Regions from separate parts of the Mus musculus genome. Here all the other regions are linked to region 1. A link is a loop called in an ENCODE intact Hi-C map of the cell type or tissue named here. Cell type or tissue: heart. All regions are shown on one strand.

Region 1 (2,500 bases):
AATCACTCGTTACAAATTGCACTATCCAGTTTTCCCTGTTAGAGCTGCCTGCACAGGGCTTGACCCTGGTGTCCCACACACCACAAAGCTATGCTTAATACATTTAAATCTCTCTCTCTCTCTCTCTCTCTCTCTCTCTGTGTGTGTGTGTGTGTGTGTGTGTGTGTTTGCCAAAACACCGCATTAAAAAAAAAAAAAAAAAGAACTGTCTACCTGTATATTGCTAGAATGTCATTTTAGAAAGTCTAAGACTGGAAACCCAGATTTTAAAAGCACTTCACTTTGTAATGAAAGTACAGCGCTGCCCTCATTCACTGCCGAGCGGCTAGAGAAACAATCACCCAGTGACTCACTGTTGCCTCTTAGTTATGTTGTTCTTTCCTAATGGCATAGGACATGACCTAATTCGCTTGCAGGGATCATACTTTTGACCTGGGGATCCTGGCATAATCAGGACCAGTTGGAAACACAGAGGCTCCTTCAGGAGCCCTTAGCTCGCTCCGGATCATAGTCCCAGATCTGGAGATAGAGCAAAGGACAACTCTGTCCCACTTACCGGTCTTCCACAGATAGAGGGTGGGCACCTCGGTGTCTCCCTGCGCCGCAGCCCCGCGGGCGCCAGAGCTCAGCAGGAGTAGCAAGAGCAGTGGCAACCGCAGCAGCTGCAGGACGCCCCGGCTCGGGGACGCCAGGCGCCCGGCTCGCAACCCCATGCTGTCCGCAGCCGCTCCAGCCTCCGGAGCCGCACCACTCTCGCAGGGGACGGTCTTTCCTTCTCCACCAGTAGAGAAAGCAAAGCTCTCCCTGCTTCTATTGTTCGCTCCAGATGAAAAGCAGCCAAAGAGCAACTAACACTAGGGAACAATAGCATCAGCGGCGGCCGTGGACGCCACCGCCGCCGCCGCTGGCTGGCGGGGATGCTGGCGGGGATGCTGCCGCCGCTGCCATGGCGCGCAGACTGGCAGGTCCTAGCGGCGAGGGACACAGCCGGCCGCAGGGGGCCCCAGCTGACAGAGCCGGCCCAGAGCTCTGAGAGGAGCAGCCCCCGCCGCCAGCTGTAGGGAAGGGAGGGGAGAAGAGAGAGCTGAGAAGAGCCAAGGGGACCCGAGGGGACCACCGGCGGGGGGCAGCGAGGGCACAGGGCCAGCACCCAGACCCCACGCGCCCGCCCCGAGAACTCCCCGGCACATGGTGCGCTGAAATATGTTCACAAGGATACACCAATAAAAGGCATCATCACGGGGCAGGCTTCAGGATGACGAATAACTGACATTGAAATTCATCGTCACCCAAGGAGTCAAATGCTGATCTAGTGGCGTGTTATTCTCCCTGCATATTTACACAAAGCATCAGCCTTGGTCATTTATTCTGAAGCCGCCGTGCCTTCTGAATTACTTTATGAGAAGAGCGGTACTTATGAACCTGATAGGGAACAGACCAGGGCTCACTATCAAAAGGAACTTGAGCACTTCCGTGTTTTTTGTTTTTTGTTTTTGTTATTTTTTTAACTTCAGCCCATCCTCAGTAACAATGTGACCGTGGTTAATATGTGTCAAAGTCAACACATTGTCTTGTAACTGCCTTTGAAAGCGACTTCGTACTTAAAAGTGTGCACGACGCTGTCTAATTGCATGAATAAGAATGTACAAACACTGCCAGTATATTCTGTTTTAATGATGAAGTGCATAAAAGTTCCATTCCTTTCTCTTCCATCACTATTGAAAACGCACTACTAAGGACCAGAGGTGGGGATAAAAATTAAGCCGCAAATGAGTCAGTAGCAGCAGTTGGCTTCCACCCAGTTAATAACTATTTCTACTTAAATTTCATTCCTGAGACAAATACTAATTCTTTTAAGTGCTTTTTCACAACCAAAACAAGAAACCACATGGCTTGTACCTTTTGTTCTCTATTTTATTAGATCAGGCCTAACAGAAGAATGTGTGCAGTCAGATAAAGCTTTGTCCCTTTTTTCCCCCACTCACAATAACAGTCTTTTATTATTAATTCATTTCCTTGTAACGCTTAAATAGTATCAAGGCAGTTAGCCAATTAAAACAAAGCAAAACAACAACAACACCAAAATTCCCCAGCAACCAAAAGCTAAGGATAACTATGGTCATTTGGTTGCCTGTCTTACACCAAATACAATACAATTTAAAAGGCAGAAAAACTTCTCTTAGTGACTTCACCCCCAAGGACCCAATAACCCATGAGTCTGAAATGAGAAAGCTACAGTTTCTTAGGGAGGAAAGCTTCCTTCCAGAAGGCTCCCTGGAGATGTGTGTCATTTTGCTGAGCTTTCCAGACATAACCCTTCTGCATGCATTAGATTAAAAGCAGGTTTGATCAAATAATTCCCAGGTCCTGCCTGTTTAAGTATTCTGACATCAGAGGAAATTAGCTGCATTCACGGTTGCAAATTTGGTCTTTGTTTACTTTTCACTCTGTTAGGCCTCTAAGAGGGAATTAAAAGCTCAGAGAGTCCTGGCCCTGGGCT
Region 2 (2,500 bases), 330 kb after region 1:
GTTCTATTATCCCACCTTGTAGAATTTTCTTCTGCAGTTCTACAGAAGCAATCAGCTCAGGTCTTTTTAAACTAACTCACTTCTGACACTGACCAACTGTCAGCAGCCTTCAGACTTCACAGTTTAGAGGCTCTGTCCCAACACCCTCCTCCCCACTTTCCATGTCAGTTTCAGGTTCAGACCCCCAAAACGTCTAGTAGACTATCAGTTGGGAGTCTCATGACCTGATCCTATGTTTGCTTAACTTCTCTGAACAACTCATAAAACTCAAAGGAGCAATATACTTACATTCACTGGTTTGTTCAAAGAGGCTATTATAAGGGCTACAGGCCCACAGATAGATGAAAAGGTAGAGTAAAAGGCAGAGGGCAGAGGCTTCTGTCCCCGCGGAACTGAGTGTTCCGTCCTCCCAGCACAGGTTTTCTCTGTGGCATTGGCCCCAGCCCCTTTTCAGCTCTTATGAAGCATTAGCTGCATCAGCATGACTGAAGGATAGCCAACTGCAGATAGACAAAAATCCTGCTCTAATGTAAATAAGCTGAGAGTTGTCAGCCAGGAGCCAATGTGTGTCATAGTGCCACAGTACACTCACTGGCACTGTGCTACTGAAATACTCAATGTCTATGACTAGACCCTTGAAAACCCCAGAATACATAATGATTTTGACTCTTCTGTGAAAACTTAATTCTCAACAATATATATATGCAATTGCTAACAATGTATATACATCCCCCTACTTATAAACCTTTCTTTGTTTTATCAAGCAGTCTCATTCTTATGTCTGAAAGATACACATATGCTCCGTACATTTCAGCTGAGTTCACACTACATTTTTCTGCATGAAAGACTTTTTCATTGGCTAATTTTCAAAGTGATTTGCTCTAAGAGTTGTGAATGTAAAGCATATAAACATAGCATATGTGTGTGTACTGCTATGACTAGAAGGGGCAGGGCAGAAGCTTGAAAACAGAAGACGGGCACTGACAGCTCTCCCAGAGGCCCTGAGTTCAATTCCCAGCAACCACATGGTGGCTCACAACCATCTGTAATGGGATCTGATACCCTCTTCTGGTGTGTGTGAAGACAGCAACAGTGTGCTCATACAAACAAACAAACAAACAAACAGTGTGCTCATATAAATAAATAAATAAACAAACAAAATACAGCAACAGTGTGCTCATATAAACAAACAAACAATTAATTAATTAAAAAAAAAGAAGTAGCAGCAACCAGCTGGAAACCTGGAGCCTTTTTATCTCTTCATATGGATCCAGTATAAATCTCTACAGGCATGTAAGGTAAAAGCCATTTTTTTTTTACATAGGCTGCTAATGCCACTCATTTGGTAGTTGTTCTTGCCTATCATGCACAAGGGTCTGATTTAGTCCCTATTGTCACACAAAACCTAGCTTCGTGCTGTAAGCCTGTAATAGGAGCTCTGTAGAGCTGGAGATGGGAAAGGTTCAAGGTCATCCTTAGCTACATAGTGAGGTCAAAGCCTGCAGGATTGTATGAAATCGTGTCTGAAAAAAAAAAATGGACTTTCTTAAAAACAAAATGTAAGTACTGACCTGTTGTTGGTAGAGGCATGTATATAATACATAAGAATTTAAATAAAAATTTAAAATGTTTAGTCCAACTTTTGCTAAAACTATAAAATATATGTTTTAACATTTACTTTTCCATATTTTCCTGTAGTATATTTTCTGGGTCTTGTTTTCAATAATTTGAATCATGTTCATTATACACATAGTTCTCTATAAATGTTCTTTAACATTTTATTAATATTTTCTTTTCCCAGTAAATGAGATATAGTTCCAAGTAAAGTCCATTTGGTTTATAATTCTGAGTTCATATTTATGTACCTATGTAAACATAGTGTGTATTTCCTGTCTCTGTTTTTTTGCAGAACACACTAAATATAACAAATAATAACTATTATTCTGTTGAAGTTGAAAACATCACTGCTCAAGTCCAGTTTTCAAAAACCGTGATTGGAAAGGCTCGTTTAAACAACATAACTAACATTGGCCCACTTGATATGAAGCAGGTAAGCCTATTCAGGAGTTGAGGGGGTGAAATGGGTATTCACCCTGTGTAATGCAGAATGGAGCGGGGTCGGGGGCCTCCTCAAAGACTTGACTTGGAAATGTGTCCCAGAAAAGTATAAACCAGATTTATTAAAGGAAAGATTCCTTTTTTTTTTTAAATTAGATATTTTCTTTATTTACATCAAATGTTATCCCCTTTCCTGGTTCCCCTCTGAAAATCCCTCATCCTCTCCCCCTTCCCCCTGCTCACCAACCCACCCACTCACAAATCCTGGCCCTGGCATTCCCCTATACTGGGGAATAGAAACTTCATAGGACCAAGGGCCTCTCCTCCCATCCGTGACCGACTAGGCCATCCTCTGCTACATATGCAGCTAGAGCCAGGTGTCCCACCATGTGTTTTCTTTGGTTGGTGGTTTAGTCCCAGGGAGCTTTGGGGGTACTGGTTA
Region 3 (2,500 bases), 400 kb before region 1:
CAGGGAAAAGAAGAATCGAAATGGAGGGGCCCTGCTGCTCTTCCTAATCCTTTGATAAACGATCATTCCCCATTGTTGGGGGATAAATGCAAAGTATTTCATTGACATTTCCAACATCTCCAAATCACCATTTTCAGTCCACCATAATTCTCTCCTTCAAGCATAAATAAAGGGTACCATTGCCTCATTAAAGTGGGATAGGTGATGGCTAATTACCTCACTCTGTCTCCTCAGGCTCTATCAATAAAGCAACCCTACTGCTATACTAGGAGATAAAAAGGGGAACAGGCAGAGGAAAACCTAGTGGAGAAAATAATAATTCTTTAAAGAGCAGCACTCTGAAGAAATGGAAGATAAGCACACTCACCTGTGCCTGGAATGGTGTTTGTCAGGAATGACGTAAAGGACAAGAAACAGAGAAATGTGAAAACGTTAGTTACTTTGATAAGAGCTCATTCATATTGTACATTGTCAGTTATGTAGACTTTTATTTAAAACATTAATTTAGTAAAATCTTAGGAAGAATCTCATAGGTTTTAGGAAGGGGAAATCAACCATTCCTCATGTCCTAAATGCAAGATGAGCAGACAAAGATTACACATCCCAGGGAAAGATGATTGCATGTTCAGGAGGACAAGAGTTCAAAACCCGAGTGGCTCTCAGAGCCCCTGTCACTGCAAACTCAACTACAGTTGCAAATATCTTAGGAATCAACAGAAACATGGACTGGTGTCTATATATTGACCCACCTATGGTTTCATCTACCCACCAGTCCACTTTAATCCATTAATACATTTTAGTGAGATAAGGACCTTAGGGCTTAACTTCAGTGAGGAAACACTCTCAGAGACCATTTTTTTACATCAACAAACTGCTATACTTTTACTGAGGAATTTTAATTAAAGTAAAAATCTGCATGGTTTATATTTTATAAACAATTGCCCAGCACTTTGCTTATTTGATTTTCTTGAGTATTTTACTGATATTTAAATACTTATCTTTAAGCTTTATGTAAAACATTATGCTCAAAATTTGATGTCTAATTGTTTTCTTTCTTGATTTACCTTTCTGTTTTCAGTTATTACTGTTTTGATATACTCCCAATGAATTGAAAACCAATACATACATGTGCTTATCAAGTGCTGCCTTGAATTTTAAGAGAGATGTAACATTGTATGATGTACAGACAACTAAGCACAGGGTCATGTGCCTTTGGAAACAAAAGTGCTTAGGTTAATGTGGCATATTTAATTTGCTACTTAGACACATACACATGTGATGTATTGACACATGTATACTTCCTCTTTGATAGGACTATGGATCATAATTTATTAATACTAAATTTGTCATTGGAAATTCAAGATTTCTGAGCTTGTAGACAAACATTCTTGTCATCGTAAGCATGGGACTCGTGTTCCTCTGTTTCATATTCACCCAATTCCAGCTCTGCAAGTGAATTTCTTCTTTTGAAATGAACACTTGCAGTTTAAGAATACAAAATGCTCAACTGCCAGGAGATGGCGATAGAAGAGTATATTATTCTCTCTACATTGCCTAAATTTATCTAGGACTGAGATTACTTTCAATTTAATTCTTCAATGTCCTCATTTTTACTTACTTAGAAGTTTCCTTTGTATATGGTACGATTCTGTTGTTCCCAACAATCTTAGCTTAATCAGAAGGAAACTGCTGATAACCGTGTGGTTAGAGGTTAAAATGAGACAGGCTATGTTCACATGAGGCAGCTTTACATATTTAAATCCTCGGTTCACTTGCTCATGGCTCAAATTCAAAACATAACATCTGCACACACTCTGGAAAATCTATTCTCTGCTAATTTACATGGCGATCAACTGTGATAACAATGGCCTGTTCTGTTAAACTTAAGTTAATCACAATTCTGTCATTAGCCATTTTACTCTTTATCTCCAACAGAATACAAATAACAACCACGGATAGCAGCCAGTGAAGTATGCATGCGAGCTCTAACACAGCTCCAATGCTAGAAAAGGCAGTGACTGAATTGCTAGCACATATACATATACATATACATATACATATACATATACATATACATATACATACACATACACACACACACACACACACACACACACACACACACACACACATATATATGAACTTTGAGACACTTCTTACATTTCTTATTTTACACTAACTAGATTGGAATGAATAAGTAACACCCCCCTTCTTTTTTTTAGAGCATATTCATGTCATTTCTTTGCTTTTCTCTTGAGTCCTTGGCTACTGAGCTCTCTTTCTGGTGGAAGTCTAGGGAAACTGTAAGGATGACGTGACTTCATCACAGCAGTTAGCACAATTGTATGGTAGATTAATGCCTTGACAGTACTCACGACTTATCTGTCATTTTGCCTGCATGGAACTGTATTTTATCTAGATGCGTGCAGAATCCTGAGTTCCCAGAAAATTTCAGATGTAATATGTATAATTTGAGATTTTACATTGTAGTATGATTTTC

What was found. Peaks named below come from ENCODE experiments on the same cell type or tissue, not always from the same donor. Only the 100,000 strongest peaks of a DNase experiment are listed, where the experiment ranks them.
Region 2: it touches region 1 in a loop (1.8-fold over the local background); 5 of 42 quality-filtered maps call a loop at or near these places.
Region 3: it touches region 1 in a loop (7-fold over the local background); 11 of 42 quality-filtered maps call a loop at or near these places.

The regions. Positions count from the first base shown.
Region 1 is chr6:12,748,241-12,750,740 of GRCm38, forward strand. Thsd7a (thrombospondin, type I, domain containing 7A) reads right to left here and starts at 1,013. Exons shown (of 28, transcript NM_001164805.1): 1 at 557-1,013. The coding sequence starts at 713. In heart, a CTCF peak has its summit at 983; DNase peaks (open chromatin) are centred at 711 and 1,111; H3K4me3 peaks cover 1,624 bases; H3K27ac peaks cover 1,027 bases.
Region 2 is chr6:13,079,631-13,082,130 of GRCm38, forward strand. Tmem106b (transmembrane protein 106B) reads left to right here. Exons shown (of 9, transcript NM_027992.3): 6 at 1,910-2,050. Among named protein-coding and RNA genes, the nearest start is that of Tmem106b, 11 kb to the left of the region's middle. In heart, a CTCF peak has its summit at 1,113 (motif pointing left); no DNase peak of the experiment used is centred here.
Region 3 is chr6:12,349,343-12,351,842 of GRCm38, forward strand. It overlaps Thsd7a (thrombospondin, type I, domain containing 7A), which reads right to left. Exons shown (of 28, transcript NM_001164805.1): 15 at 368-373. Among named protein-coding and RNA genes, the nearest start is that of Gm38583, 86 kb to the right of the region's middle. In heart, a CTCF peak has its summit at 1,516 (motif pointing right); no DNase peak of the experiment used is centred here.